Linked DNA regions of Homo sapiens: region 2 is linked to region 1. A link is a contact called in ENCODE Hi-C or POLR2A ChIA-PET data. All regions are on one chromosome and are shown on one strand. The core of a region is the stretch at or near the end of the contact, and the rest is flanking DNA. Distances in the headings are between cores, read along the strand shown. Region 1 overlaps KCNQ1 (potassium voltage-gated channel subfamily Q member 1). Region 2 overlaps KCNQ1 (potassium voltage-gated channel subfamily Q member 1).

Region 1 (3,326 bases), core at 543-3,042:
GGCACAAGGTGAATGAATAAATGCCCACAGTGCTTCAGAAGGATTCCTTTGCTTTTTTCCTTTCTGCTCCTTGTGACTTCTGGTCCCTCCATCCCTCCAGAAGGGCCTCAGTTAAAAAAAAAATACTTCTTACTTTTATTTTTAGAGATAGGATCTCACTGTGTTGCCCAGGCTAGAGTGCAGTGGTGTGATCATGGCTCACTGCAGCCTTGAACTCCTGGGCTCAAGCGATTCTTCTAACTCAGCCTGCTGAGCAGCCGGGACCACAGGCACACACCATCACGCTTGGCTAATTTTTTATTTTTATTTTCATAGAGACAGGGTCTCGCTATGTTGCCCAGGGTGGTCGTGAACTCCTGGCCTCAAGCCATCCCCCCGTCTTGGCCTCCTAAAGAGCTGGGATTACAGGTGTGAGCCACTGTGCCCAGCCTCAGTTTTGAGGATATTCCTGGGTTCTGGAGAAAGCTCGGAGCCCTCACATGACCCTGCTAGTGCAATTTCCACCCGTTATTGGATATGGTCCCTCTCAGTAAGAGGGGCTATCACAGAGCCTTAGAACAAGAGCCCTTGTGTTTGTCGGGTGCACCCAGGCGGGCCCTGCCTGATGCCCATGAGGCTGAACCCATTTGTAGCCCAGCGAGGATGGGTGGCCAGGTAGCATGAGTCACCCAGGCATCAGCATCTCCTCAGCAGCTCCTGCCCTGACGGGGTGTTCACCCTGCTGGACAAGCATCCCTTTGCGGGCAGCAGACAGGCAGCCACCTTGCCGCCCACACAGATGGCTCTTGTGTGCCTGACCTGCGGCTCCCGGGGGGCGGGGAAGAGAGGGGGTGCTGTGCACTTTGACACCTATGTGGGGGACTGGGGGCAGGGAGGGGGCGAGGGGCAGGGGGCTGCGTGCTGGCCCCGCTGTCAGGCTCACCTTACTCGGCTAATCCTGAACGTGCAAGAACAATGCTGCCAAAGCCATGAGCTGGATCTCAGCCCTCCGGGGCCCCAAGCCCCCATCTCCTCTAATTGAGGCCTCACAGGGTGGTCTGCGCCCCCAGGCTCCCCCTTGTCCGTGGCTCTGGCCAGTGCCTCCTGCTGTTGCCAAGGTGGTCCAGGCACTGCCTCAGCCCGCACCCCACAACCGCTGTGCCCTCCGCCCAGAACGCTCTTCCTCTAGATATCCATAGGATGCGCTCCCTCACCCGCACAGACCTTTTCCTGGCAGCCCGCACACCCTGCAACCTCTTCTTGAAAGGCCTGGGTCTGACCTGAGGGAGAGAGTTTCTCTTGGGCAGAGGGAGGGGTCACGGCCCCGTCCCTCCTATCCACCTGGCGCTTTCCACCTTCCTGAGAGCAGAGGCCACTGTAAAAGGGACCGTGTGCTGGGGGTTTTCTGGGTGCTGGACTTGTGGGCACACACCCCATCCACTCCTGCCTGGTCCACACACTGGCTGCTGTTTCACAGACAAAGATCTGGCGGCCAGAGGGGCTCCAGGTTTGAGAAGGGCCCTCAAAGGAGCAGCCCCTTCCTATTGCTGCAGCGTCTTCCACACGTGGAGAGGGGTTCAGGCCCACGCTGCTCTGGGCCTGCAGGGCCACCCCCTGGAGGCCGCGGGAGTGCGGGAGGGGACGCCGGGCCTGCAGGGGTGGCGGAGGGACCCGGGAAGGCATGAATGGAAGCGCCGGACCAGGGCGGGAAGCAGCGGACGCGGAACGGGGTGGGGAGGGCTCAGGTTGCCAACCCAAACAGCCCAGCGCGCCTCGGCCCCGTGTTTAATCCACAAAAATTTCCATCTGCCTCTGGAGCACTCGGAACCCGGGCAACGAAAGGCTGTTCGCGCGGCAAAGTAAACACCGGCTCCGTGCAGGGACGGCCGTGCGCCGCGTCAGCCATTTTGTGGACGCCACCGTCCAAAGTGAGGCGGAAGCCCCCACCTGCGGGCTCGGAGCCAGGGCAGGAAGCCGGTCCCACCGCCCGGAGCGGCGCGGCGAGGACCTGGGCATCCACCTGCCGCCAGCGCCACCTCTGACCTGGGGCCAGAACCCGAGCCCGGGAGGCCCGGGCCCCCCACCCCCACCCGCAGCTGCCGCCAAGCCCCCGCACAACCTCGGGGTCCACACCTGACGGGGAGGGCCCGGGACGTGCTGGGCCTGTGCCGCCGGTTCGCCCCGTCCTTCCTTCCCCGCCCGCGGTTTCCCAGCCCAGCCGGCACGGCCAGGTCCCCTCCCCGGGAGGGAGGGGAGGCTCGGGTCGGGACATCTATTTTTGATGGTGACCAAGCCACTGCTTAATATGCAGAACCGGCTGGGGGCAGGCTGTGCCCTGACCCACGGGGTGACAAGTTTGAAAAGGGGCCCATTTTGACCAAAATACATGTTTTTCTGAGGTTGGCCAGGGCAGCCAGGCAGGGTTTGCCGCACAGACAAGGCTCCGCACCGCCCTCACGCCCTGGCCCCTGCAGGCGGCCAGCCCAGCCGGACTCCCGCAATTGATGCTGTCGATTATAGATCCGCACACGGTGCCCAGTGAGGGCTCGGCCGCTGCGGGCTCCGGCCACCGTCCTGCTCGGGCACCTGACACGCCCCTGCCGCCTGCTGTCCTATCCCAGCCTCTCTCTGAAGCAGTTGCACTCACAGAAGTTGACACACACTTGAGCTGAATTTTTAAAAAGACTTAAATTTCCTCTCTGGCCAATATTGGAGGCCTATAAATAGAGTCATTCAGGAGAGGCTTGAGGGTGGCAACTGTCCCCCACAGGCAGGCTAAGAGAGAAACACCCCAAGAAAGAGAGACGCTAGTGTGGGGAAAAGAACAGTTCTTGGGGGATTGCTGAGGGTAAGAGAAGCAGGAAGCCGCTGGATAGCTGGGGAAAGCAAGACCTGGATTCAGGAGGCCTGGCCAGGGCCACGTAGTAGGGTTGAGGCGGAACTTGAACTTGCAGAGAGACCCCTGATGCCATCCTCATGCTCACACCCTCTGAGCTCTGCCATCAGCCAAGCAGGCCTCCTGGGCCAGGAGCTTGTGACACTGCCCACGCCACAGGGCCTTTGCACGCGAGCGATCGGCATAATGGTGCCTGTCCCCTCCACTGGGGGCCAGGAGGCTGAGGCGCTGAGAGCCCACGTGACTCGCCGAGTCTCACAGCCATCGCGTGTAGGGGGCAGAGCTTGCACCCCAGCCACTGGCTCCAAAGGCGTGAGAGGAGGTCAGGCTTTTGCCCTGTGTGGGATGGGAAGGGGGGATGGGAAAGGGGTCTGTGTGTGGCCCTGTGTGCACAGCTGGATGCTGGGTGTGGATGGGCCACACCTGGATGAGGACCCTGAGTGATGAGCCC
Region 2 (3,180 bases), core at 146-2,645, 34 kb before region 1:
CGGAAAACAGTACCACCACATACCTGCTACTTACACCCTGGCCTGAGCCGCTGAAGTGTACCCCCATTTCCTCCCTCAAGCGCCCAACTCCTATCTGAGTCCTTCTGGTCTGGCCTCCAAGCCACATGTGGAATTTTCCCTCTGGCAAAACAGCCACTTGTCTCCATAGCCGCTCTCCCCCGCCCCCCCGACCCCACTTTTTTTTTTTAATCAACAGAACCCTGAATTAAGCTGAGTGTTTGCCTGCCTGGAATAGAGACTCCGTCCCCAGGGGCCCTTGCAGCGACTCAGGCGTGCGTCACATTCCGGCGGGTGGACAGAAAGGGGGATGACGTGGGCCGCTTCTGTGTAGGGTTTTACAGGAGTGGGGCCTGTCCTTCATGTCTTTTACCTCCCTCCTGCTGCTGGAATGCAGATGTGATGGTGAATGCAGGAGCAGCCGCTGGGGACCATAGGACAGAAGCACTGGATTGTGGACAGGAAAGCAAGCAGAGAGAGGAGGTCTGGGGCCAGGCTGATTCACCAGGCACACATCAGCCCTGAAGCTTCTGCTACTCTGGGACCCTGCGGGTGGCAAAGTTCTCTCTTATTTGGGCTGTCCCCAGGGTCACTGTCTCAGCAGCAGCTGAACCAAGAACCTCCCCTTCTCCCACCTGCCCTGACTCTGGTCCCTTATCTCCTACCTGGGGGACAGCAACACGAGGTGACTGTGCCTGGCCTCCTCTCTGCAGCCCAGCCTGTTCCCCTCCCGGCTCTGTGACATCTAAGCACATCACCTCTGAGCTTCAGGCTGAAGCCCTCCTGTGGCTTGTGAGTGACTGAAAATGACTCCAAACTCCTTAGAGGACTGCTCCGATGTCACCTCCTTGGAGATGTCCCCTTCCCCACCTACTCCACGGCTCATGGGCCACCTGCCTGGCTTTCTTCCTCCCTGTCCTTGTCACTCCAGGACCAGACACCCCACACCCAGTGGTTTACAGGCTGCTGGCCTGTGTGTCTCTCTGGCTGTGAGCATATGGGGAAGTGGTTAGTGTGTCTCCCCAGCACCCAGCATGGCTCCAAGCACATAGTGGGATTCTGAGTGGAGGCAGGGCAGGGGCCCCAAGACGAGGGGTGCCCAGGGGAGCCCCGTGCCTCTCTGGCCCTCTGCACCCCTCTCTGTTCTCCCTCTGGGAGCACAGTGGTGGGCTGGGTGTGCTGGGCCAGCCCTCTTGTGCCACAGCCAATCCAGGGCATTTCTACCCTGTGGGTGCCCAGCTGCAGGTCTGCTGGGGAGGCCTTCGGGGAAGCAGCAGCAGGAGGGGGCGGGGGAAAGTGCTCCCACACCGGCCTGGCGCACCCAACGCCGGGTCTGCCTGAGTTTCCGTGACTGTCTGCGCGGAACCGCACGGCGGTTTCCATCAGCGCTGCCAAGAGGCGGCTGCTGGGCCTGGCCGCGGGTTCTGACCCCCAGCTGGCCTGGTTACTGCCAGGAGACCCTGGGAAGCTGGGGAATACTGGAGCCCGAAGGGTTAACCTGCCCTCCCCGCCCCCAACCCCGGCTCAATTTCTTCATTTTTCAAAGGCCGGGCCCTCTTTCCTTCCAAGTCACAGCTGACGTGAAATGTAGCCTTAAAATGCAGCTGACATGAAAAACAATAGCACTCCCTCGGAGAGGTTCTGCTGCGGGCTGGACAGCCCCCGCCCCCCAATAATTACTCAAGACATTGGCATGAGCCAGGCCTGGTTAGGTAACAGGCTGCTTGCTGTGGAGGCTTATAACTCACAGGCAGTTACACATAATCTCTGCAGACAACAAAATCGTTTCCAGGATGGCGGGGAGGACGAGGCCTCGGGGAGAGGGTACTGGGGCAGGAGGGGCTGAGACCATGCCAATGGGGACAGGATCTGAGGAAGGGGCTCCGGGTGGCCCTGGGGAGCCAGCTTGTCAATGTGGGGAGGTGGTAAAGTGTCTGTGGAAAGGGGTTGCCCTGCCTCTCTCTTTACTCCAAACTCCACCCTTGCCCCAGTCCCTGGCGTGGAGGCCGCGCTGGTCCAGTCCGTTACTGAGCAAAGTACCCGGAGACTCATTCATACTGAAGTGTGAATGACTGACTGCTTTGGGAGAGCTGCCCCCGCGCAGCTCCGCGAAGGATAATTAATTGTCTGTTTATTGTTCATGGCCCCACTGTACTGACTTCCTCATGGGCAGGTCCACATACTTTCCCCTGTGTTCCCAGAGTCTAGTACATAGCAGACATTCAGAAAATATTTGTTGAAGACGACGACATCTAACCCAAAGAAGGAAGCGTCCAGGGTGTGATTCCAGGCACATGGGCGGGGCCCCTGGCAGCAAGGGCTGGACGACTGGAGGGACACTGGCCAGTAGAGGGCTGGGGCGCCCCTACCCCCCCGCGTGGTGCTTGCTCTTCCAGCACCCGGGGCCCCTGGCACCTTCCCACAGGAAACGCCCATTTCCCTGGAAGGACACTGAGCTGAGCAGGCTGAGGGCTCGGAAGGTCTGGGCTGCGGGCCTCCCTTGGCCTCCCATTGGTCTGGGTCTGCACCCTGGCGGCCTGGCTGCAGAGCCCACCCTGCCAGGAACTGGCTTCCTGGGCTATGAAGGCACACGCCCGACAGCAGGGTCGGGGAAGCCGGGCCCCAGCCCCAGTCCCGCCGCAGGGAAACGGCACCTCCCATGTTCTCTGGACTCTCTTTCCACCGTGACCCTGTCTCTGCGCATGGGACAGCCGTGTCCAGGCTGAGGCCCAGCACACTGCGCCTCCTGCACCAGCCACATGTGCAGACCAATGTCTGAGCTCGGAGCTGGCCCACAATCCCTGGCCCAGGCCCCATCGTACAGCTTCCATCCACACCCGGCCTCCCCTGTCCAAACGCCCCTGTCCTTGCCCAGTCACTGAGGCCCCAGAACTCACTGGGAACCTGCTCTGTGCCCGGCAGGGGAACTCGTGTCCCTGATCAGTGTACCCTCCGGTGCCAGGGGCAGGATGGATGCGGCACGGCACTGAGACAGGCCAAGTACAGAATTCTATGGCTCTGTGGTGTGGAACCCAGGGGACGTTCCTTCCTCAAAGCTGTCCCGGGGGCCTCTAGGATGCCCAAGCTCCTGACTGTCTTCTTCCCGCCACCCCCAGCTGCTTCCTGTACTGCAAGGCCCTGTTCACCCCTTGAGTGGCCCCA

What was found. A loop is a pair of places that touch in the nucleus more often than their neighbours do. ChIA-PET counts read pairs that join two places held with the same protein, here RNA polymerase II (POLR2A). Pooled maps may share reads with other maps.
Region 2: a loop to region 1 is called in a map of ascending aorta, with 2.0 times the contacts of the local background. The contact joins two enhancer-like sites. A Hi-C loop is called at or near these places in 5 of 168 maps with a recorded cell type or tissue (aorta, ascending aorta, endothelial cell of hepatic sinusoid and 2 more) and 4 of 50 pooled maps. POLR2A ChIA-PET finds 5 or more read pairs at or near these places in 3 of 52 experiments (AG04450, Panc1 and common myeloid progenitor, CD34-positive).

Annotation. Positions count from the first base shown.
Region 1 is chr11:2,790,442-2,793,767 of GRCh38, reverse strand. The region is part of intron 15 of KCNQ1 (potassium voltage-gated channel subfamily Q member 1); the gene reads right to left. Among named protein-coding and RNA genes, the nearest start is that of KCNQ1-AS1, 69 kb to the left of the region's middle. Within about 2 kb of position 1,792, at least 10 of the 41 ENCODE cell types and tissues checked have a DNase peak (open chromatin) inside an H3K27ac peak, as active enhancers do; they include ascending aorta and heart right ventricle, where a contact is called at or near this core.
Region 2 is chr11:2,824,651-2,827,830 of GRCh38, reverse strand. The region is part of intron 15 of KCNQ1 (potassium voltage-gated channel subfamily Q member 1); the gene reads right to left. Among named protein-coding and RNA genes, the nearest start is that of KCNQ1-AS1, 35 kb to the left of the region's middle. RefSeq lists an enhancer at 1-266. Within about 2 kb of position 1,395, at least 27 of the 41 ENCODE cell types and tissues checked have a DNase peak (open chromatin) inside an H3K27ac peak, as active enhancers do; they include ascending aorta and heart right ventricle, where a contact is called at or near this core.